Regions from separate parts of the Homo sapiens genome. Here region 1 is linked to region 2. The links are chromatin loops, found by intact Hi-C in ENCODE. Cell type or tissue: endothelial cell of umbilical vein. All regions are shown on one strand. Links, peaks and the distances in the headings refer to the core of each region. The heading gives the core; the rest is flanking DNA. Region 1 has its middle 32 kb from the start of ZNF638. Region 2 has its middle 10 kb from the start of DYSF.

Region 1 (11,984 bases), core at 2,121-10,120, 160 kb before region 2:
AAATTTCTATTCAAGTTCTTTGCCCATTTTAAAAATTGGGTTTTTTTTTTTCTTTTTTCTTTTTTTTTTTAGACGGAATCTCGCTCTGTCGCCAGGCTGGAGTGCAATGGCGCTATCTTGGCTCACTGCAATCACCACCTCCCGGGTTCAAGCGATTCTCCTGCCTCAGCCTCCGAGTAGCTGGGACTACAGGCATGTGCCACCACACCCAGCTAATTTTTGTATTTTTAGTAGAGATGGGGTTTCACCATGTTGGCCAGGATGGTCTCGATTTCCTGACCTCGTGATCTGCCTGCCTCGGCCTCCCAAAGTGCTGGGATTACAGGCGTGAGCCACCGTTTTTGAGTTTTTTACATATTCTGGATATTAATTTCTTATAATATATACTGCTTGCAGGTATTTTCTCCCACTCTGTGGGTTGCATTTTCACTCACCTATACTGTCTTTTGAATACTATCTTTTGATGCACAAAAATTTTTCAATTTTGACAAAGTCTCACTTATGTATTTTTTCTTTTGTTGCCTGTGCTTTTGGGGTCATATCCAAGAAGTCAGTGCCAAATCCAATATCATGAAGCTTTTGCCCTATATTTTCTTCCAAGAGTTTTATAGTTTTCACTTTTGTGTTTAGGTCTTTGACCCATTTTGAATTAGTTTTTGTATATGATATAAGGTAAGGGTCCAATTTCATTCTTTTGCATGTGGATATACACTTTTCCCAACACCGTTTGTTGAAAAGACTGTCCTTTCCCTGGTGAATGATTTTTGCACCTTTGTTGAAAATCATTTGATCATATATGTGAAGGTTTATCTCTGAGCTCTCTGTTCTATTCCACTGATCTGCATGTCTATCTTTATGCCAGTATCACACTGTTTTTGATTACTGTAGCTTTGTAGTTTTTTGTTTTTTGTTTTTTTTTTGAGACAGAGTCTCCCTCTGTCACCCAGGGTGGAGTGCAGTGGCGTGATCTTGGCTCACTGCAAGCTCCGCCTCCTGGGTTCAGGCCATTCTCCTGCCTCAGCCTCCCGAGTAGCTGGGACTACAGGTGCCCGCCACCACGCCCGGCTAATTTTTTGTATTTTTAGTAGAGACGGGGTTTCACCGTGTTAGCCAGGATGGTCTCTATCTCCTGACCTCGTGATCCGCCCGCCTCAGCCTCCCAAAGTGCTGGGATTACAGGCGTGAGCCACCGCGCCCGGCCAGTAAGTTTTGAAATGAGGATGTGTGAATCTTACAACTTTGTTCTTCTTTTTCCAAGATTATTTTGGCTATTCAGGGTCCTTTGGGATTCCATATGAATTTTAGGATGGATTTTTCTATTTATGTAAAAACATTATTGGGATTTTTGAAAGGGATTGCATTGAATCTGTAGATTGCTTTGGGTAGTATTGCCATTGTAATAATATTAACTCTTCCAATTCATGAACATGGGATATGTTTCCTTTTATTTGTGTCTTCCTTTATTTCTTTCAGCAATTTGTAATTTTCATTATACAAGTCTTTTACTTCCTTAAGTTTATTCGCACTAAGTATTTTATTCTTTTTGATGCTATTACAAATGGAATTGTTTTGAATTTCCTTCTCAGATTGTTCATTGCTATTGTATAGAAACCAACTTATTTTTGTGTTTTTCACCCTGCAACTTTACTGGATTTGTTTTTTAGTTCTCGTGGGGTTGTGTGTGTGTGTGTGTGCGTGTGTGTATAATCTTTAGGGTTTTCTACATATAAGACCATGTCATCTGTGAATAGAGATAATTTTACTTCTTTCTTTCCAATTTGGATGTCTTTTATTTCTTTTTTTTTTGCCTGATTACTCTGGCCAGAACTTCTAACGCTACGTTAAATAGAAGTGGCAAAAGTGAGGCCGGGCTTGGTGGCTCACATGTGTAATCCTAGCACTTTGGGAGGACGAGGCAGGCAGATTACATAAGCTCAGGAGTTCTAGACCAGCCTGGCCAACATGGCAAAACCCTGTCTCTACTAAAAATACAAAAATTAGCCAGGCATGATGGTGCACACCAGTAATCCCAGCTACTCTGGAGACTGAGGCATAAGAATCACTTGAACCTGGGAGGGAGAGGTTGCAGTGAGCCAAGATCGTGCTACTGGACTCCAGCGTAAGCAATAGAGTGAGACTACAACTCAAAAAAAAAAAAAAGTGTCTGAAGTGAGTATCGTTGTTTTATTCCTGATCTTAGTGGAAAAGCTTTCTGTTTTTCATAATTGAATATGATGTTAGCTGTGGGTTTTTTGTATCTGGCTTTTATTGTTTTGAGGCAGTTTCCTTCTATTCCTAGTTTGTTGAGTATTTTTATCATGAAAGGATGATGAATTTTAAATACTTTTATTGCATCAATTGAGATAATGTGGTTTTGTCCTTCTAATTCATTGTATGAAGCTAGGAATTACTTTTTTTTTTTTCTTTTTTGAGATGGAGTCTCACCCTGTTGCCCAGGCTGGAGTGCAATGACATGATCTCAGTTCCCTGCAACCTCTGCCTTCTGGGTTCAAGTGATTCTCCTGCCTCAGCTTCCCAAGTAGCTGGGACTACAGGCGTGCACCACCATGCCTGGCTAATTTTTATATTTTTAGTAGAGACGGGGGGTTTCACCATGTTGGCCAGGTTGGTCTCCAATTCCTGACCTCAGGTGATCCACCTGCCTCGGCCTCCCAAAGTGCTGGGATTACAGGCATGAGCCACTGCACCTGGCCTTTTATTCTAAAACTAGATAAAGAATACAAAAAAAAGTACAGACCAATATTCCTCATGAATGTAGATGCAAAAAATTACTAAATTATTGCCAGATTTAAGGCCAGTGTACAAAAATCAATTATTTTCCTATATTGTAGGAATAAGCAAAATAAATTTTGAAAAGGGATACTGTTTTCAAAAGCATCGTAAACATTAAATAATGTAACATAATATAGTCATAATATTAATGCAGAAAACCATACAATGTTATTGGGAGAAGGTAAAGAAGTTCTGAGTAATTAGAAGGATATACCATATTTTGTTGATTAGAAGTCTCAATATTGTAAAGATTTCACTTCTTAACAAATTGATTCACCGAGTCAATGCAGTCCCAACTCAAAATCCAGTAAGTTTTTTTTCTTTTTTTTTGAGAACTTGACAAGTTGATTCTAAAATGTATCTGGAAATGCAAAAGACCTAGAATAGCCCAGACAATCTTGAACAGTGGGAAGGCTAGCCATATTGGATATCAAGACTTAATATGGCCGGTCATGGTGGCCCACACCTGTAATCCCAGCATTTTAGTAGGCCAAGGTGGGAGGATTGCTTCCAGCCTTTTTTTTTTTTTTTACTAAAAAAAAAAAGAGAGAGACAACATGACACTGTAATTATTAAGAAAGTGTAATATTAATGGAAGAATAGAAAAATTGATCAAAAGACTAGAATAGAGAGTGCTGAAGCAGAATCACATATATCTGGACACTTCATGTATGAGCAAATTGACCCTAAAGAGAAGAAGGGAAATAATTAAATTTTTTTCAGTATGTGGCATGGAGACAATCAGATATTATTATTTTTAAAAGGAAGGAAAAAACATACAAAGTAAAAATCAAACCAAAGCTTGACCCAACGTCACACTATTAAAAAAAAAAAAAAAAAAGGCCGGGCACCGTGGCTCATGCCTGTAATCCCAGAACTTTGGGAGGCTGAGGCGGGCAGATCACCTGAAGTTGGGAGTTTGAGACCAGCCTGACCAACATGGAGAAACTCAGTCTCTACAAAAAATACAAAATTAGCTGGGCGTGGTGGTGCATACCTATAATCTGAGCTACTCAGGAGGCTGAGGCAGGATAACAGCTTGAACCCGGGAGGCGGAGGTTGCGGTGAGCCGAGATTGCGCCATTGCACTCTCCAGCCTGGGCAACGGGAGCAAAACTCCGTCTCAAAACAAAAAACAAAACAAAAAAGTTCCAGGTGGGTTGTGGTTTTAAATGTGAGCAGCAAAACAATGAAGTTCCTAGAAGATAATATATGAGAATATCTTCATAACCTTGGTATAAGAAGACTTTTAATAGGATGCAAATAATACTAACTATAAAGAGAAAGAAAAGCTAAATTGGACTACATCAAAATTCTTTCCTCACTGCCTCCCTCCCATCCTTTCTTCCTTCCATTAAGATTTTACCCCTGGCCAGGCATGGTGGCTCACACCTGTAATCCCAGAACTTTGGGAGGCCAAGGCAGGAGGATTGCTTGAGCCCAGGAGTTCAAGACTAGCCTGGACAACGTAGCGAGACTTAGCCTCTATTTTATATTTTTTTTTAAAAAAAATTTCACCCTACTGGGGAATTATTAGAGATCAACAGTAAAAATAAGTCATTGCTTATCAAGAATACTGTGGTAATGTCCTGTCACTGGGGTCCTCACATAAACTGTTGAAAACCTTTAAGCCATTTCCTACCATATAGCCACATAATCTTTTCAAAATATATATCATCACTTTACACTTTGACTTAAAATTCTTTCACTTAAAATTCTTTCACTAAGACTGGTTAAGTAAATTCTAGGATATCTCCCTAAAATGAAATATGCTACAGTCATTAAAAAGAATGAGGTAGATTTCTTTACATGAATGTAGAGCAATCTCAAAGAATTATTAAGTCAAAAAACAAGATACAGAACAATGTGTATTAAAGTGTAGGGAATAGATACAGTAGAATCTCATCATATATTCATTTCAGTTACTCAAAATTAACTAACTCATGTAGGTAAAAGAAAGGAAATTATATATTATTAAACAGGGCAGGGGACTGCATTGGCCTTTTCTCCACTTTGTCTAAGTATGTAGTCTATCTTATTAGTCTGTGAAATAGTGTGTAATTTTAAGGGTTTTACTGACCATTTATAAGGAAGAGTTATACATAATGCAGGAGGCCAGGCACTGGAACGGTAGTGGTTTTCCTAACTATCGTGCAGCACAGCTTGTCTTAAGACAGGGTCTTACACACTGAATGATTTTTGGTATGTCTGGCCCTCAGCCATTAAATGTCAGTAGCTTCTGAGGTATTGGGTCAACCAAAGAACTGCTCTGCAGATCTTCAAACATCAGTGGATGGGATGGGATTTAGGAGCATACCGCCTTAGTGTTCTTAGGCTAAGAACACTAGAGGGGAAAAAAATAGAAGAAATAATATAGGGTCACAGAGAAAACTGAGTGAAGACTGAGAGGAATTCACAGCATGGGATTTGGGATTGGTTGCACAAAACTGTATATGCTACGCCTGAATAAGTAATGTAAGGGTTTTTCATGGATTATTTTGACCATAAGCAAGACAGGAAAATGGGCAACATGGTTGCATGTAAGTTCTATCTGGAATTTAAGTTGGGCTCTCAGTTGCCAACTCCAGGGAGCTGCCAGGAAGTAGATGTGCTTGAAGGACTCCTCAGTTCCCACCTTTACCCTGAAGTGTTCTGGAACCTGCACTTACTATCCCTGTGCCAGCCTGTCCCTCCTCCCTCCCTAAGGAGGGGAAGGGAAACACCCTTAAGAGGGAAAAATCAGCTCTGAGGTGAGGAAATAGGATAGTTACTAATTTGAGAATACTCATTTGGCCAGGCGAGGTAGCTCATGCCTGTAATCCCAGCACTTTGTGGGAGGATCACTTGAGCCCAGGAGTTTGAGACCAGCCTGGGCAATGTAGTGAGACACCTGTCTCTAAATAAGAAAAAAATTAGCCAGGCATGGTGGTGCCTGCCTGTGATCCCAGCTACTTGGGAGGCTGAGGTGGAAGGATCACTTGAGCCCAGGAGGTCCAGGCCACAGTGAGCCATGATTGTGCCATTGCATCCCAGCCTGGGCAACAGAGCGAGACCCTGTCTGGAAAAAAAAAAAAACAACTGATTTGACTTAATGTACTACTGGACTAGACTAAGGAAACTCAAAATAAGTTCAGTACAAGGAAGTGTCTTGACTTAAGTTATAACTGAAAAGTCACACAGACTTCCGCTTAGCAGGGGCTTGGTAGGATAGCTGCTGTCCTTAGAAAGGTTTTGGGCATGGCCAACCTTGGTCTGGTATTTCAGTAATAGACTGGATTGTGCCTCATTTTGGTCACCACACTTAAAAAATAATGTAGATAAATACAGGAGTCCATTGAAGGTGATTAAAATTATTGAAAGCAGGTAAAATAGCCCTAAGATTGGCATTGGTGTTTTTACTGCACCCCAGCCCAGATTCTTCTGAAGTTTTCAGTAGCACTACTACAAAAGACCACAAGGTGGTGACAAAATTCTAAGGTATCTTTTTTTTTTAAGCTAGATTTGGAAGCAATCACACATTCCCTGATGGAAATGAGGAAAAGAAAGCTTAAGAATGTCTATATTTCAAGTTTTATGGAATGATCAGAATACTTTCTCTAGCAGGTTTTTTGCAATACTTGCCCATTGTTTAAACGAAAAGATTTCATTCATGTTAAAGAACAATACTGGTAAATGAGTTAGATATTTGTCTCTTAGGCTTTAGCAGACATCAGCATTGTTTCCGTAGCTTTCTGCTCTCTTTTTCTCTCTTTTCTGTCCTCTGTACCTCTGTCCCCTTTCAAAAGACTCCATCATATGAGGAAGTCAATCTAATATAGTGGTTGAGGGCGTGGATTCCGGAGGCCTGCTGCTGAAGTTCAGATACAGATTACCAGTTATTAACTGTGCGACATACAGCAAATCACTTAGCTCTGTGCCTTGGTTCCTTTTTCTCTAAAATGGAGATGACAATAGTGCCTAGTTCATTGATTATTCTCAGGATTAAATGAATCTATAAGTGTAAGAGCACTTAGAGCAATGCCTGGCACATAAAAATGTTAAAATTATATGGAATTAAAATTTAAATGATTTTCTATTGGTTTATGGAGTTAACTTTTTAAAATTTATTAAGTAGATGAGTGAGCTGCATGAGGATTTTCTCTCTCTCACACACACAACTTCCAAATAAAATTTAGTTGCTTTTGGTTTAGGAGGCACTTAATAGCTTTCCTTTTCCTCTGTCCGTCATGTTTCCCTATTTCTTACCCTTACATTAGTCACTGAAGAGAAAAGGATAGGGATTTTGTTTATTTATATGAAAGATATTTATGTTAAAGTGAGACAAGAAAAAAAAAGTGGGGTTTTTTTTTTTTTTTTTTTTTTGAAACAGGGTCTCGCTCTGTTGCCCAGGCTGGAGTGCAGGCATGATCTCGGCTCACTGCAACCCCCCCTCTCCTGGGTTCAAGCGATTCTCGTGCCTCAGCCTCACAAGTAGCTGGGACAAGAGGCGCATGCCACCATGCCCAGCTAATTTTTGTGTTCTTTTTAGTACAGATGGGGTTTCACCATGTTGCCCAGGCTGGTTTTGAATTCCTGAGTTCAAATGATCTGCCCCCCTCGCCTCCCAGAGTGCTGGGATGCCAGGTGTGAGCCACCACACCTGGCCAAAAACATAGATTTTTTTGCCCTGTATTTTCTATGGGCACAGAAGAAAGACCTTTTCAATAATCAAGAAGATTTTTAAAAGGATATTATGCCTTACATATTTAACTATTTTAGGATCACATTAAAATGATCTGCTAATGAAATTAAAATCTGTACATTTACTTTATTCACTCTTTTTTGTTTTTTTGAGACATTCTCACTCTGTTGTCCAGGCTGGAGTGCAGTACCGCAATCATGGCTCACTGCAATATCTGCATCCCGGGCTCAAGCAGTCCTACTGCCTCAGCCTCCCAGGTAGCTGGACTACAGGTGCATGCCACCACACCTCGCTAATTTTCATGTGTTTTGTAGAAATGGGGTTTCACCATGTTGCCCTGGCTGGTCCCGAACTCCTAGGCTCAGGTGATCTACCTGCCTAGGCCTCCCATAGTGCTGGGATTACAGGCATGAGCCACTGCACTGGGCTTGTACATTCTCTCTTTAGAAAATAAAACTTTTTAAATAAAATACTTCAAATATCCAAAAGAAAATCTGAGATATTTGTAAGATAAAATCATAAAAATAAAATTAACGCCATTTCTTCAACCACTCAATTGAAGAAATAGAACATTAATATAATTTTTGAAGCCCTCTATACCCTTACTCATCCTGTGCCTCTCTTTGAACTTCCCCCAATCTGACTTTTTTATTTCTTATTTTTTCTCTCTCTCTCTCTTTTTTTTTTTTTTTTTTTTTTTTTTTGAGACAGGGTCTTGTTCTGTCACCCAGACTGGGGTACAATGGTGTGATCATGGCTCACTGCAGCTTCCTTGACCTCCTGGGCTCAAGTGACCCTCCTGCCTCAGCCTCCTGAGTAGCTGGGACTAGAGGCGTGTGCCACCATCTCTGGCTAGTTTTTGTGTTTTTTTGGGGAGAAGTAGTTTCACCATGTTGTCCACGCTGGTTTCCAACTCCTGGGCTCAAGTGATCCAACTGCCTTGGCCTCCCAAAGTGCTGGAATTATAGGTGTGATGATTTCTTATTCTCTTACATGAAAAAATATCTTACCACTAATGGGCAAAATCATAAACACGGTATTGCTTAGATTTGCATGTTTGAAGACTTTACGTAAAATGATTCCTATTCTTCTTCTTCTGTAACTTGCTTTTTGTTTTTAGTCAGGAGTATATTCCAGATGTTCATCCATGTAGATACTTACCTAGAGCACATGTATTTTTACTACTCTGTTGTATTCTGTTATGTATATATCATTTATTTTTGTCACTCATCTGTCAATTAAAAATGGTATTAAAATCCAGAATTTAATAATTTTGCTATTAAAAAACCAGTGCTGCTGTGAGCATTTTGTACTGGCTTCTTGGTACACCTGTTCAAGAGTTTTTCTAGGCTACATGCCTGCGAGGGTAATGCTTGAAAATGACAAATGGTTTTCCAGGGTGATCATGATCCATGTACCTTCCTACTAGCCGTATATAAGAATTAATGTTTCTCCATATCCTTACCAATATTTGGTCTTTTGGTTTTTGCTTGGTGTGTGCAAAATGGTCTCTGCTTCAATCACTCTGGCCTGTTTAGTGCTCCTCACAACCTTTGCACTTACTTGTTCCTCTGCCTGGAATGTTCTCTCCCTGATATCTCCGTAGTTTGCTCCTTTACCTCTCTCAGGCCTTCACTTAATTGTGAAGTTCTCTGTGAGGCTTTCCCTGTCCATCCCCTTTAAAATTTGGCATGCTTCTCTCCCACTCCCTTATCTCTTCACTGCTTTATTTCTTTCCGGACCACTTACTGCCACTGCTTTTCCACACTAGAACTTAAGTTCCTTAAGGATAGGGAGTTTTTCATATCTTGTTCACTGTTGTGTTTCTAGAATTTAGAGCAGCACCTTCCCCATAGAAGACTTTAATAAATATTGTTGACTGAATTGAATGAATGTCATTGAGGTTTTACATTTTCTTGATTATTAATGAGGTAGAGCATTAATGAGGTGGCCACTTTTTATTAGCCATTTGTGTTTCCTTTTCTGTGAAATGGCTGCTCAAATATATTGCTTATTTTTCTATTGGGTTGTTTAATACTTTCTTATTGATTGATAGCAGTTCCTTGTAAGTTCAGATTTGTTAATTACTCATGTCATACATATACTTATACTTTGTGCCTTAACTTTAAGCTTTTTTTAAAAAAAAAAAAAAAACTTGGCCAGGCGTGGTGGCTCACGCCTGTAATCCCAGCACTTTGGGAGGCCGAGGTGGGTGGATCATGAGGTCAGGAAATCAAGACCATCCTGGCCAACACGGTGAAACCCTGTCTCTACTAAAAATACAAAAAATTAGCCGGGCGTGGTGGCGGGCGCCTGTAGTCCCAGCTACTTGGGAGGCTGAGGCAGGAGAATGGTGTGAACCCAGGAGGCGGAACTTGCAGTGAGCCTAGATTGCACCACTGCACTCCAGCCTGCGGGACAGAGCGAGACTCTATCTCAAAAAAAAAAAAACAAAAAAAAAAAAACAAAAAAAAAACTTACCTCTTGATAAACAGTTTTAATTCTTTAAACACTTTTTAAAAATTTTTTTAATTTTAATTTTTTTTTAGAGACAGTGTCTCACTCTGTCACCCAGGCTAGAATGCAGTGGTGCAATCATGGCTCACAGCAGCCTTGAACTCCTGGGCTCAAGTGATCCTTCTACCTCAGCCTCCTAAGTGGCTGGGACCACAGGTGCACACCACCATGGCTGGCTAATTTTTTTTTACTTTTTACAGAGACAGGGTCTCCAGTATTGCCCAGGCTGGTATCAAACTCCTGGGCCCAAGCAATCCCCCCACCTCTGCCTCCCAAAGTGCTGGGATTACAGGTGTGAGCCACTGCACCCTACCTGATATGTACTTTTGGATATATGATTACACATATGTGTGTTTTTTCTATTTAAAAATGGGAACATACTACACGTACCTTAAACTCTTTCAGTTATCTAAAAAATTAATTGTCAAATAATATTGTATTATATGGATCTAAAACAATTGTGTAGTTTACCCTCATTTGTTTCTGCAAGCTCATCCTCTTTTTCATGGTCATTAGATATTGCCTATTCTCAACACTTGGCCATCTTCTCTCCTCACTTGGTATTACCTCCGTAGGTAATCTCACCGATGGCTCACAGCTTAAGTTATTAGATACATGCCAGTGACTTCCCAGAGTTACGTCTCTAGCTCATAAACCTCAGAGCCCCAGCCTAGGTATCTAACTGTCTGCTTAGCATTCCTGCTTGCTTATGTCAAAGGTACCTCAAACTCTACATGTCTAAACAAGGCAGAACTAATGAATTTCCCCTCAAACCTAGCAGTCTGCCAGTGTTCCCTTGGCATGATCATCTGTCTCACTGAATAAGGCATAAACAGGAATCACCATTAATACATTATTTGCTCCTAAATCCTGATCATCTCTCCTGTGATGTCTTCTTTGATTTAGCTGGGCAGAAATTTAGGCTTCTGTAACCAAGAAAAGCTACGGATTGTCTGATTCACATCTGTTTAGAGTTTACTGTTTGTGGGCAAGAAATATACCTCTTTGCAAGGCTCTGTGGTCTTTCCTGTTTGCTTTCAGCTGGACCAATTGAACTGAACCTTGTTTTTTTTGCAAGAATTAGATGTAGAAGTAGTGAATTTATGAGTTAGGAAATTTTTTGACTGCAAGTTACAGAAAACCCTAATCCAAACAAATCAATTTATTGCCTTCTATAAAAGGAAGTCCAGAGGTAGAATGGGTTCAAGCTGATAAATATCAACAGTGGCTCAGTTATATCATTATGGACCCAGGTCCATTCCTCTCTTCATTCTGCTGTTCTTAGCAAAGTCAGTGTTTCAAGTTACAGGAGTTTAACCAGCACCTTTGTAACCACAGAATAAGGATGATCACTTCCCACACTTTCCACATAAGGATAGAGGCATCCTCCTGGCATTCCGTATGTATACATTTTTTCAGTTAAATATTCTAATTGGCTCTCTTTAAAAGTTTTATTTTTAATTGATGCATAATAATTGTACATTATGGTTGGGTGCAGTGGCTCACACCTGTAATCCCAGCACTTTGGGAGGCCGAGGTGGGTGGATCACTTGAGGCCAGGAGTTCTAGACCAGCTTGGCCAACATGGCGAAACCCTGTCTCTAGTAAAAATACAAAAATTAGCCGGGCGTGATGTGATGCACGCCTGAAATCCCAGCTGCTCAGGAGGCTGAGACATGAGAATCACTTGACCCTTGGAGATGGAGGTTGCAGTGAGCCGAGATTGGGCCACTGCATTCCAGCCTGGGCAACACAGTGAGACTTTGTCTCAAAAAAAATTTGTACATATTTATGGGATACAATATGATATTTTGATAGTGATCTGATTAGAGTAATTTGTAGAGTAATTTGCAAATCCACACCTTAAAACATTTATCATTTCTTTGTGATGAGGCCATTCAAAATCCTCTTTTCTAGCTATTTTGAAATATACATTATGTTAACTATGGTTACCCTACAGTGTAATAGAACAACAGAACTTATTCTTCCTACC
Region 2 (11,984 bases), core at 1,887-9,886:
CCACCACAAGGACTATCTCAGCACTCACAGGCAGGGAGACTCAAGGAATGAGAGCCAGGAACAACAACCAGAAGGGTCTCTTTCTGGATCTTGTTTTCCCCACCTCACCCCCTACACGTGATCTCTTTTTCTCTGACTGCGAAACTTTCTCCACTTCATGTGCGGGGCCCCTTCTGAGCCTCCCATTTTATTCATCTCAGCTCCAGCCACACAGAAGCTAGCTTCTCTCAGTCCCAATTCCACGTTTTTGGGAGAGAGAATGTGATTGATTCAGGTTGGGTAGTCTCAGAGAAAGTGATTCTTTTAAATAGAGAAGATACCCCAAACATGTCCTACAATTTGGGGGCAGACATGCTCACTAGAGGTTTATTTCTGCACAGACTGGGCTGTGCAGAAAAAGTTTGAAGACAGCCTTCTGTATGAATAAAGTAGTGAAGTTGTGAGGAAGGTGTTTAACCTATACAGAAAACTGGCTCTTTTCTTTTTTTTTTTTTTTTTTCCTGAGATGGAGTCTTGCTCTGTCGCCCAGGCTGGAGTGCAGTGGCATGATCTTGGCTCACTGCAAGCTCCACCTCCCAGGTTCACACCATTCTCCTGGCTCAGCCTCCCGAGTAGCTGGGACTACAGGCGCCCGCCACCATGGGGTTTCACCATGTTAGCCAGGATGGTCTCGATCTCCTGACCTTGTGATCCACCCGTCTCGGCCTCCCAAAGTGCTGGGATTACAGGCGTGAGCCACTGCACCCAGCCAAACTGGCTCTTTTCAAATCACTGTAGCCACACCATATTTGCAAGCAGCTAGCTGCTTCTTAGGTCCAATTTTAGCTCTGCCACAGAGCAGGTTCATGTTACTTTATACATCTGAATAGAGCCAAACTGTACTTCTTTAAAAATAGACCATAATTTGGGCTTTCCCTACATCAACAGGGCCTCCTGCCCTTCTTCCCAAAGCAATTAAATTTTACTCCCTCCTTGCTATCTTTCTGTAAAATTTGAATCTGAAAAATGCTTGCCACAGACAAGGTACCAATAAATGTTGGTAAATGAATGAATGACTGAGTCAATCAATCAGTTGCTACATCCGAGCCAAAACTGTTTTCTCCAGCAACACATAATGGCCAAGTTCTGTAATGGGAAACTTGATTGCTTCATCTGCTCTTGCAGAATTTCCTTTCTTCCTCCTAGCTTTGCCTTACTTTGCGCCATCCCCCTTTTCACAACCTTGGTCCAAGTCACCATCAACTCTCACTCTGACCCTCTGCTGTAGCTTTTAACTCTTCACTTCCACTCTGATCCCTTGCACTGTATTCTCCAAAGGCAGCCCAAGGGAGCTTTTGAGAAGTAAATCAGATCCTGCCACTCCTCTGGACTTAGCAGGCCTCAGGCAGCTTCCCCCAGGCCCTGCATGGTGCCCTCCAGCCTGCCTGCCCCATTCCACAACCCCTTAATCTACACTCCTCTCCTCCCATGGCCTTGACAGAGCGCTTCCTTCTTTCTCTCTGGAATACTCTCTTCCTTGCCCCCACCTCAGTCCTGCCCAGTGAACTCCTAGCTGACCTTCAGATCTCATCTCAAATAGCTCTTACTGTCCTGGGCACGCGATGAGGACTCCCTGCTCTCTGTTCTCACACTCCCACATTTTCTGTCTTTTATGGCACTTACATATTTGTAATGGTATGTGACTGACGTGATTATTCCATAAGTGTCAGTTTCCCTCACTGAAGTGGAAGCTCTTTGAGGTTAGGGACTCTACTTGTTTGCTAGGGCTGTCATAGCAAAATACTGCAGACTGGGGGGCTTAAATAACAAAAATTTATTTCTCACACTTCTGGAGGCTGGAAGTCCAAGATCAAGGTGTAGTCAGCAGGCTTGGTTTCTTCTGAGGCCTCTCTTCTTGGCTTGCAGATGGCCGCCTTTTCCCTGTGCCCTTCACATGGCCTTTTCTCTGCGTGCATGCATCCCTGGTTTGTCTGTATCTAAATTTCCTCTTTTTATAAGGGCACTGGTCAGATTGGATGACCCTAATGACCTCACTTTAACTTGTTCACCTCTTTAAAGGTGCTATCTCTAAGTAGAATCACATTCCAAGGTACTGGAAGTTGCCTTTCACATAGAAATTTCGAGAGGACCTAATTCAGCCCATAACACAGACTGTGTCACTTGTGCCCACCACTGTGTCCCCACCCAGGACAGTGCCTGACTTATTTTAGGACTTGACACACTCCCATTAAATGAATGATTGCATTTCAGCTCCCCCCTTCCTCTTCCTCTTCCTCTCCCCACCCCCCACCATACGTTGTGCTAAAGGCAAAGAAAAGAAGGCATAGACCACTACAGAAGGACCCTAAGTGACCACAGGAAATGTTTGCTACCCTAATCTTGAAATTACAGACCTTTTTTTGGGGAGTGTTGCTCTCTTCTAGTATCTCCCTATGGGGAAAAAAATCAGCCACCTGTCAGCGGCCAGCCCATCCTGCCCTGGGTGTGTCTACTGCCCCCAGGGGCTGCTGTGGGAGTTTTGCTGACAGCTGCACACCCATCCAACTGGCCCTCTTTAGAGGGTGAGTCAACAGGCTGCCGGGAGTGTGGATCTATCTGCAGGAAGGCAGTTTAGCAATAGGTACTAGAACCTAAAAAAAAGTCATATCCTGTGACCTTACAATCTAATCTGAAGAACTGGGTGGGGGGAGGGGGAGGGCTAAGATGAGTTTATATCTTTTTTATTAAAAAGAAACTCCCTTTCTCACTATTATAGTAGAATCTGGGGAGAGCCTAAATGTGAAACAAGAGAAAGTTTGTGAATCTAGTACATTCATATGACAGACAATTATATAGCTATTGAAAATAGTGTTTATGAATAATTGTTTAATGATGTAAGATGTTACATGAAAACGTGGGACACAGACTGCATTCTACACTCAGATATATAATAAATACTGCAATTTACATGTGTGTATACATTCAGAGGAGAAAGCCTGGGCTGCCAAATACCCAAATGTTAATATACTATTTTTTCAGAACCAGAGATTTCTTTCTTTATGCTTTTTGTTTTAAAATGGCATGTGTTGCTTTTAAAGCCAGAAAAAGGGGGCAAAGTTTTTAAGGCAGCTGCCTTGCTTGTCAATGAAATTCTCAACTCCAGGCTTCTCTTAGGGAAAGAGGCCTCCCCAGGATCCCCCGTCCTACCCCGGGCGGTCGGGTTGAGTTCTGGAGAGACTGCTCCAATCCCCGAGGCGGAAGGAGGCAACCGATTTGGCGCAGCACTCAGCCAGGGGGTAGAAGCTCAGGGGAGGAGCCGAGCCTTTCTCCTGTCCAAGAGCGAGATCTGGGCTACGCCGGGCGCCCGGAGCCCTAGTCCAGCCCCCGGCCATCGCGGCCGCCGCCCAGCCAGGTGCAAAATGCCGTGTCATTGGGAGACTCCGCAGCCGGAGCATTAGATTACAGCTCGACGGAGCTCGGGAAGGGCGGCGGGGGTGGAAGATGAGCAGAAGCCCCTGTTCTCGGAACGCCGGCTGACAAGCGGGGTGAGCGCAGCCGGGGCGGGGACCCAGCCTAGCCCACTGGAGCAGCCGGGGGTGGCCCGTTCCCCTTTAAGAGCAACTGCTCTAAGCCAGGAGCCAGAGATTCGAGCCGGCCTCGCCCAGCCAGCCCTCTCCAGCGAGGGGACCCACAAGCGGCGCCTCGGCCCTCCCGACCTTTCCGAGCCCTCTTTGCGCCCTGGGCGCACGGGGCCCTACACGCGCCAAGCATGCTGAGGGTCTTCATCCTCTATGCCGAGAACGTCCACACACCCGACACCGACATCAGCGATGCCTACTGCTCCGCGGTGTTTGCAGGTAGGAGGGGCCGACCACCCTCGCCCGGGGTCGGGGTGGGGTAGAGGAGGGGACGCCGCGGCTCTCAACCCTGGAGAGCACCTAGAGCTGAGAGACAGGAGACTTTCTGGCCCCGCCAGACTGACGTTGAGTGTTGCAACGACACAGGTCTGCAGAGGGCGACTCAGAGGGAAACTGAGGCTGGAAGGAGAGAGGTGTCTGAATGGCGCTTCTCCTGGAAGCTTCAGCCCAGGTTGGTACTGAGGTAGGCCAGGAAGGTGGGACCAGCATCTCTCCTCTCACCTTTTCGGGATCTCTGAAAAGAGGTCTTTCTGCGTTGCCGGCGGCGAAGCGCTGTACTGCAGGGCTCTCCTCCTTCTCCCCTGAAGGTCTGGTCCCAGGCCTATTTATAACCCAGCTCTCTTCCCGCCCCGATCTGCGCCTGGCTGCTTTCCTGGCCCTTTGCTCTCTCTCAGAGGCTGGCCTGGCAGGCTGGCAGCCACTGGAGGCGAAGGCACCCTACCCTTGCTTTGCGCACAGGATGGGGGAAATTTAGCAGCTGGGCACAGCTGTCACAGCACCAACCTTTACAGACTTTCTCTGCCCCCAACCCCTGCCCCCAACGGACCAGTGGGTGGAGGGAGCGGGGGTCGTATCTGCTTTCTATCATCAGAGTGAGGCCTCCTTGAGCAGGGAAGCCACTCCCTTATCAGATTGGGACCTCCTATAGGAGGGCCTTCATAGAGTTATGACTTGACTTTTCCTCCAGGAGCTGAGGGCTGGGCCCTGGCTGCTCTCCAGGAACCCTTCAGGACCAAGCCAGAGCTAGGATCTACACAGCTGGGTCTTTGGGCTTGGAACCATACTGGGGGAGAAGAACTAGGGGGAAAGAGTGTGAACCTCCCACCCAGCCTGTGGGTTTTCCTCTCAGCCTCCACTACCTGCCACTCCCCTTCTCCCCAGAGATCTGACTTCTAACTACATCCCAGACTTCCAGAAATCATAGCATTAGTTGGTTTCTGGCCATTCAGCACAGTTTCACAAGCTCCTGGATACACCTGTTCACAGACACCATCTGCACATATGATCCCAGGCACATGCACACCCTGGAGCGTGTGGGACACCTGTGATGTTCCAAGGAATAAAAGCTCCGAAAGCACAGGCCTGTGTCCAGCTCAGCATGAGCAAGGGATCATGTCATGAGTACCTTCTCTTGGGTATGAGATTCAGGGCTTCTGGATTTGTTGGACCAGAGCAGAGCTTGAGGAGGAGTTGCTGAATGGTCCTGAGGCCTGGAAAGCAGTGTACACCAAGAGTGGGGACCAAGGGGGTGGCTGTGGCACTCCAGCTGTGCTTTTTTTCCTAACGTGCTGCTTTGATCTGCTCTCAATCAGTTTCCCACGTGGCCTCCGGAAATGAGCTTTATCCAGGTGTTTCCAGCAGGGAGGACATGGGAGTCTTTCATGCTTCCTCTCCGCATCCTCAGCTCTGGGCAGGCCAGGTCAGTGGCCCTGTTCAGCAGCCTGGCTGAGGGCTCTGGGCTCCTGGTGCACAACTCCAGGGGGCACCATTCATACTGTAAATAGCCCCTTGGCGGAGGGGAGGGAGGACAGGCACTCTGTGGGTGAAGCAGCCTCCTCCCACGCCAGCACCTCTTCCCCATTTATAGCCCCTGAACCTGGGGGCTGGTGCTCCAAATGTACACTCAGCTGCAGCAGCCCCTGCTGTCAGGGGCTTTGTTTCTGGCTTCCACTCAGCCTGAACCAGATTTTCTTCCACCTTCCCTGACCACATGCCCCCTCTGCACCCCCATACACTCAATACACTAGGCTTCTACCTCATGGTCCCTCACCCAGGCTAGGCTCAGACCTCTGGTTGGAGAAAGGAAAGAATGAATAATAAATGGCAGGCACTTTCTAACCCCAGAAGTGCAGGAAGTGCTGCTGGTGTGGCTTTTCTTTTGTTATTTCAGCCCCAAGGGCCTGTGTGTGGAGCAGCTCCCCCCATCCTGCATCCTCCCATTTACACATCCCTGGCTGAATCCTCTCCCCACCCCCATCTGCTTTTTGCCTGCTGCCTGGCTCTTCGGGGTAGGCTCCCCCTTTCCAGGGCCCAGAGCACACAGCTCACCTTGGGGAAAGGAAGTACATTTTCTGTGCCAATCCGTCATGAGCCCCTGAGCCTAGGAAGAGACTGGCTGGAGCCCCCACCCCTGGTCATCACTGAAACCGCCAGGCAGTCCTGGGGAATGCAGTCCCTCCCCTCCCCCAGCCCCTGGCCACATTTCACGTCCTGCATTAGCCAAGCTCCTAACCCATGTCCAAATTTGGCCTCCCTGTGACATTCAGGCCTGCTCGCTCTCCTTCTCCCTGGCAGGGTCAGCTTGGTGAATGATTACACAGAAGACTTCGGTCTCAGGGATGCAGCTCAAAGCAAAACACCAGTCTGGGAAGCCTTCCCTCCCCAGCTGGGCTGGGTCTGCTCTTCCCAGACTCTATCTGTTGTCCCATAAAGCCCCTCCTTTGGTTACATGATTATAATACCCTGTAGCCACACTTCACAGCCCCTTTGTGCATGTATACATTCATTGCAAGCTCACAGAAGCTTTGTGAGGTAGAGGGCAAAGATATTATCCCCCCTTAAAGATAAGGATATTGGCCCAGAGAAGTGAAGGAGCCTGGCCAAGGTCACATAGTGGCCACAGCATCCCCACCCCCAACCCCTCATCAGTGCCCTCTGTTGTTCTCAGTATCCTTGGTGCATGAATAAGAAAGTGCTCTGGAGAGCATACCATATGCTGCCCACACCCAGGGCACCAGGGCACTCGGACCTGAGCCAGCCAGGGAGGGTGGTGCCTGGGGTCCCCAGCAAGAAGCTGAGTCAGAGTAGGGGGAGTGCAGGGCTGCAGGAGCATGGTGTGAAACAATTGACCAAAAGATGGAGGATTCTGGGGTTTCAAATGCGTGTTCCTCACAAACAGAGGGAATGGACATTTGCTAAGCACAAAAGCATACCATTGTCAGGTGGTGTTTCTTGAAAATCCCACCAACAGTCCTATGAAAGAGATCTATTTAACTGACACCATGCTTATTTTAAGGCAGATACTGTTCTAACTAGAACATTAATAGAAGCTACATCATGACCCGGTTATAATTTGTACCAGGTCCTTATATGTAGACATATACACCTCAGTCCTCTTAGCAAGCATATGTGGTAGCAACTGTCATCACTCCCATTCTACAGATAAGGAAACTGAGGCATGAAGAGGTTAAGTAAGTTGCCTGAGGTTATACACTGGTAAGTAGTGGGGTTATGATTTGAGTCTAAGTATCTGGCTCCTGAGCCCCCACAATATCCCCAGCTTTAACCACTCTGCTATCTACCTCTGGCTTTAGCTTGGATTTACCAAAGACAAGCAAGAAAAGGTGGAGGGGCAGGACCTGAACCCAGGCCTGGCTGAGACCCTGATGCCCCCCTCGGTCTGCACCTTGACTCCTCTCATCACGTGCGTGGTCCTTACTGCTGCTTGCTCACCCAAGCACAGACATCCTCAGCCCTTATGTTCTGGTCTTGCAGATGCTTTCTTATCTCAGGGGGTCCTTGCTCTCTGCCTCACCCTCTCTATATCTGATAGGACCAATCAGTCACCAGTTGATGCAGGACGCTCCCTCCAGGCAGTGCTCTCGTTCCGGGCAAGCTCACAGCTCTGACAGGACTATGGTGGCTGCCTAGGGTCTGATAAGCCAAGGCCAGGGCAATGGTCACATGGCACTGAGGTGGGCAACCTGTGGTGCGTATGGCAGGTGCTCCGGGACTTCCAGGGAGGGGGTCATGTAACTGTAGATCTCAAGCTTAGCCAGTCTAGGAGAAAGTGAAAGTTGGGCGGGGGGCTCAGAAGAGCGGCTAGCTGGCAGCCTGAGTCACAGTCCAGTGGGATAACAGCATCGAACAAGAGGGAGAGAAGGACTGCCTGCATCTTGAACTCGGGATCCCAGGTCTGCCACTTTTCAAGCTATGTGGCTTTGGGCAAGTTACTTAACCACTCTGTGTCAGTTTCCTTATCTGTAAAGTGTTGATAACAATAGCTTGTACCTGCTTTGGATGAATCATTCTGGAGAGTTTATGTGTTAGTCCATATAAAGCACTTCAAACAGCCAGGCAAGCAATAAATGTTAACTATAATAATTATTACATATACTTTTACATAAATTTATTATAATCATTACTATTAACATATATTGTACATGTACTAAGAAATAATTGTACACATCCACAAAGGCTTTCAATGTCTTTTTTGCTTGGTGAATTCTATCCTCAGCTTTGTTTCTCCATCCACTGTCCTGCCAGGCTGGACACAACAGGCCAAGTGGTGGGTGGCCGTCTGTCTGCCCCCAGGGACACTGGGCCTGTCTTCTCTGGCTGCCCCTCCTAGAGCAGTCCCTTCTGAGGCGAAGTCATTTGGCCACCTGCCTGATGGCTGGCAGTGGCCCTCACTGGGGTACTTTCTCTTTCTGGGAACAAGTATTCCTCTGGTGACTCACTAGCAGCCCACAAACCTCTTCAGTCCCTCTCCCCAGGCCAAACTCACTTTCTTTCTCTACTTCCTGCATGCTAGTCTCTTTCCAGATTGGTCCACTAGCATGGGATGTTAGCAGAGAGAGCGTTCACATCTACTGTGGATGTGCTGTGCCCCAAGCACTGTGCTGGAGTTGCTAGTGTTTTGTTTAATCCTCCCAACACCGCTGCAAACTGTCCTCATTCTTTTGATTGCACAGAAGTGGAAACAGACACTGAAAGGTCCAATCACATGCCTCAGGTCACACCACTAGGAAAGGGTGGCCTGGGACAGAAGCCCAGGACTGTCTGATTGTTTCCACTATGCACGATTTCTCCCCTGACAGGCCCTAATCATGGCTGTGGTCAGAACCAGGACTGCATGTGGGTTCTACCCTCTTGCTGGATACACAGGTCCCCTGTCAATTCCACCTGGTGGACTGGGATATCCGCCGGACACATATTCTTAAATGAATGTGAAGGGAGAGGGAAGAAGGCCTCATCTATACTTCCGGAAGCCTTTGGACATTGACAAATATGCCCTGAAGGAGTCCTGTCAACTCATGTAGAATGTTCCTCTAAAGGTCAGTGTCACTGAGCAGAGAGGCAAGGTTTGTTTGCCTCCTGGCACCCCATGTTTAAGTCTTGGGAAACACAAAGGACCAGCTAACATTAGGAGAATGTGGCCAGAGGAGAACTGGCCCAACTCCAGCAGCAAGAGATGATTAGAAGCATGCCTTCCTCGATGGTCAGGAAGGTAGGGCCACAAATAAGTAGTGACAGGGGTCACAAACTCATGCACTTCCAGAAACGTGGCAGGTGGACTAAGATCAAGCTGGAGGGGAAATCCTATGTGCATACTGGGAGTGAGCTGAGGGGGGGACACCTGGTCTACAGGTGCCAGACGGTCAGTGTTAGGTGGAAAATCTAGGCCCAGGTGCCACATTCTCTGATTTTTTTCAAGAGAAGCTGTAAATCCAGATTTATACGGAAAAGTCTTCTAATATTTAAGGTACAATTTTGTTATAAAACATTGTACTGATTAAAGACAACATGTCTGTGGGCTGGATGTGTCCCAGAGAACACCAGTGACCGCTTCTGAGACACAGTATTTCATTCAATCCTGGAGACCTTGGGCCTGGGCTCTCTGGAGGGCAGAGAGCCAGTGTCCTCTCCCTTGGGCTCATCAGGCAGCACCTGTCATCAGTGACTACAGGATGGAGTGAGTGGGAGAGCTTTAGTCCCCTTCCCCCTTAACCTCTGTCAGCCCCGAAACACTGCAATAAGCATGAAACTCAGTTTCCAAACAGGCCCCTCAAGCCCTTCCTTCCAGGCTATGGCTCCTAAGCTGGCCCCATCACCTTTACAGTGGGGCTGGAGTAGCCTGGGGTCCCGAGGAGCTGCCCTCACCTGAAGCCTCAGGTGGGATGCAGATCTAGCTATTTGTAAACAAGCCCTAACTAACATTGGTATAAGCATGATGGTCTCTCCACTCACATAATAGTTGAATGTAGACAGTCCTGACTGGTAAGACTCTGACCCACAGGCTGTCCAGGACCCCAGCTCCTCCTGTTTTATTGCTCTGTTATCCCCAGAAGTTCCCTTTGACAACGTGGTCCATGATGGCGCACGCCTCTGTCTATATTCCAGCCAGAGGGGAAAGGGGGCCGGGGAGGCGTGCCGCTTCCCTTTAAGGACATATCCAGGCAGTTATATACAGCCCTTCTGCTCATATTCTGTTGGTCATCAATTAGTCTCCTGGCTACATTCAGCTATGAGGGAGGCTGGGAAATGTTTTTATTTGGGTGACCATGTACCCAAGTAAAGTGCTGTGGAAAATTTCTGTGGATGAAGGGGAGAACATATACTGGGAGGTGGAGGTCAGGTCTCAGCCACACTCTCCATTAGAACTTAATTCCTGATAATGTCCCCTCGGGAGGAAGCCCTATTGAGTTACTAGGCCTCAGTATGAAGTCTGCAAGGGAACAGTCAGTTATCTGATTAGGGAGAAGTCCAGGTCAGTGAACATCAGCCAGACTAGGAAGTTGGAGGCTGGGATGAAAAGGAGGCCTCAGGAAGTGTCCAGGGGTCAGATCACCAGCAGTTGCTTTTCTGATTTGCAGAACAGATGTGGGGAGACCCTTTTCCTTGGATGCAAGCCAAGGGAAGGCAGAAGTCCCTTGGAATGTTCCTATGGAGGTATTAGTTATACCCCCTACAGATTTCCATTTCCTGTGGTGACTCTGAAGGACTGGAGCTGGGGTAGGGTGGGGTATGATAGGGGCAAAAGCAAAGCCAGGAATCATTGTGATAGACAGGAAAAAAAAAAAAAAAAGAAAAAGAAAAAGAAAAAAAGCTTTGTAATATCCAAAAGTCCCTCTAGGGGGCAGTACTATCCCCTTTGAGAACCACTGGCTGAACTCACCAGTGGGCAGAACCCACACCCGGGAGCCACGTGCAGTGTCCACTATACCAATGCCAGGCCAGTCCTGTACTACACGCTGGGAATACCTGGGTCACTAAGACAGACTTGGTCTCTCCCCTCGTTGACCAACTCCACAGTCTAGCTAGACACGAAACGGGTGATTACGCTAATAGTTATTCCTGACCATTGTGATGCGTGCTAAGAAGGAAAAGGGCTGCTGTGCAGTCATTTGCCAGAGGGACCCGTCTAGACCCCAGGATATCAGGGACTGCTTTCCTGGAGAGGTGATCTTTAAGCTGAGGCCTGAAGTATGAATAGGTGGTTCTGCAAAGAAAGAGAAGAAGGCAGCTGGAGGCAGAGAGAACAGCGGACCTCAGAGCTGAGAGGGAGCTTGGCATATTCTAGAAACTGACGAGGCACCGGAGCTAGAGCTAGGAGAGCGAGAGGTGGAATGGCCTTGCCCTTTGGCCCGAGGAAATGAATCTGGGCTTCATCCCAAGAGCACAGGAGGCCTTTGGATAAACCTCCCAAGAGGCTTTTAGCAGGAGATTGACCTGATCATATTTAAGATCACCTGGCTGCAGTGTGGATAATGGGTCAGACATAGCCAGAGTGATGATGTGATGAGGCGACTGACCAGCTAGGAGGCACCTGCAGTGGCCTGGGCAGGAGAGGGTGGTGGTAAGACTTGGTGGAGTCACTTGGATGCTGTGGGCACACAGATGGTACCAAAGTCACAGGGGTCAGTAAGGATGATTTAGGCTGCAAGCAACTGAAATCCTGGCTTAAATAGACTTAAATGAGCAGAGAGGCAAGGTTTGTTTGCCTCCTGGACACCCCATGTTTAAGCCTTGGGAAAATCAATTTATTAAATGCTAAGTAGTCTTAAGGGGATCAGCTCACTTAACTGGTGTCCAGAGACCCAGTGAGCTCTGGGCATATAGACTATACAACTCTGTCACAGGATCCTAAGGGTGTTGCTTTTTCCAGCTGGAAACCTCTGTGGCTGGTAGCACCTTTGCCTGAATTTTGCTTGGGCCCACTGGGCTCCTTCTGCCCACTCAGCCTGGCAGGCTGTGCTCAGCTCTCAGTACCAGCCCTGATCCCACGCCTGCGAAGGGCGAGCCAGGCACTGAACAGCAAGGGGTGTGTGAGTGAGTGCAGGGTCCAGCCACTGCGCACAGCCAGGC

What was found. Hi-C counts contacts between places; a loop is a spot of excess contacts. Peaks named below come from ENCODE experiments on the same cell type or tissue, not always from the same donor. Only the 100,000 strongest peaks of a DNase experiment are listed, where the experiment ranks them.
Region 1: a loop joins it to region 2, with 3 times the contacts of the local background. A loop is called at or near these places in 2 of 110 quality-filtered maps.

What each region holds. Positions count from the first base shown.
Region 1 is chr2:71,293,366-71,305,349 of GRCh38, forward strand. No RefSeq gene overlaps it. Among named protein-coding and RNA genes, the nearest start is that of ZNF638, 32 kb to the right of the region's middle. In endothelial cell of umbilical vein, for the core only: a CTCF peak has its summit at 6,227 (motif pointing right); a DNase peak (open chromatin) is centred at 6,286.
Region 2 is chr2:71,450,251-71,462,234 of GRCh38, forward strand. It overlaps a transcript of DYSF not described here. Among named protein-coding and RNA genes, the nearest start is that of DYSF, 10 kb to the right of the region's middle. RefSeq lists a silencer at 672-858 and enhancers at 3,169-4,018, 4,019-4,867. In endothelial cell of umbilical vein, for the core only: CTCF peaks have their summits at 2,478 and 5,364 (motif pointing right); a DNase peak (open chromatin) is centred at 5,761; H3K4me3 peaks cover 1,380 bases; H3K27ac peaks cover 1,264 bases.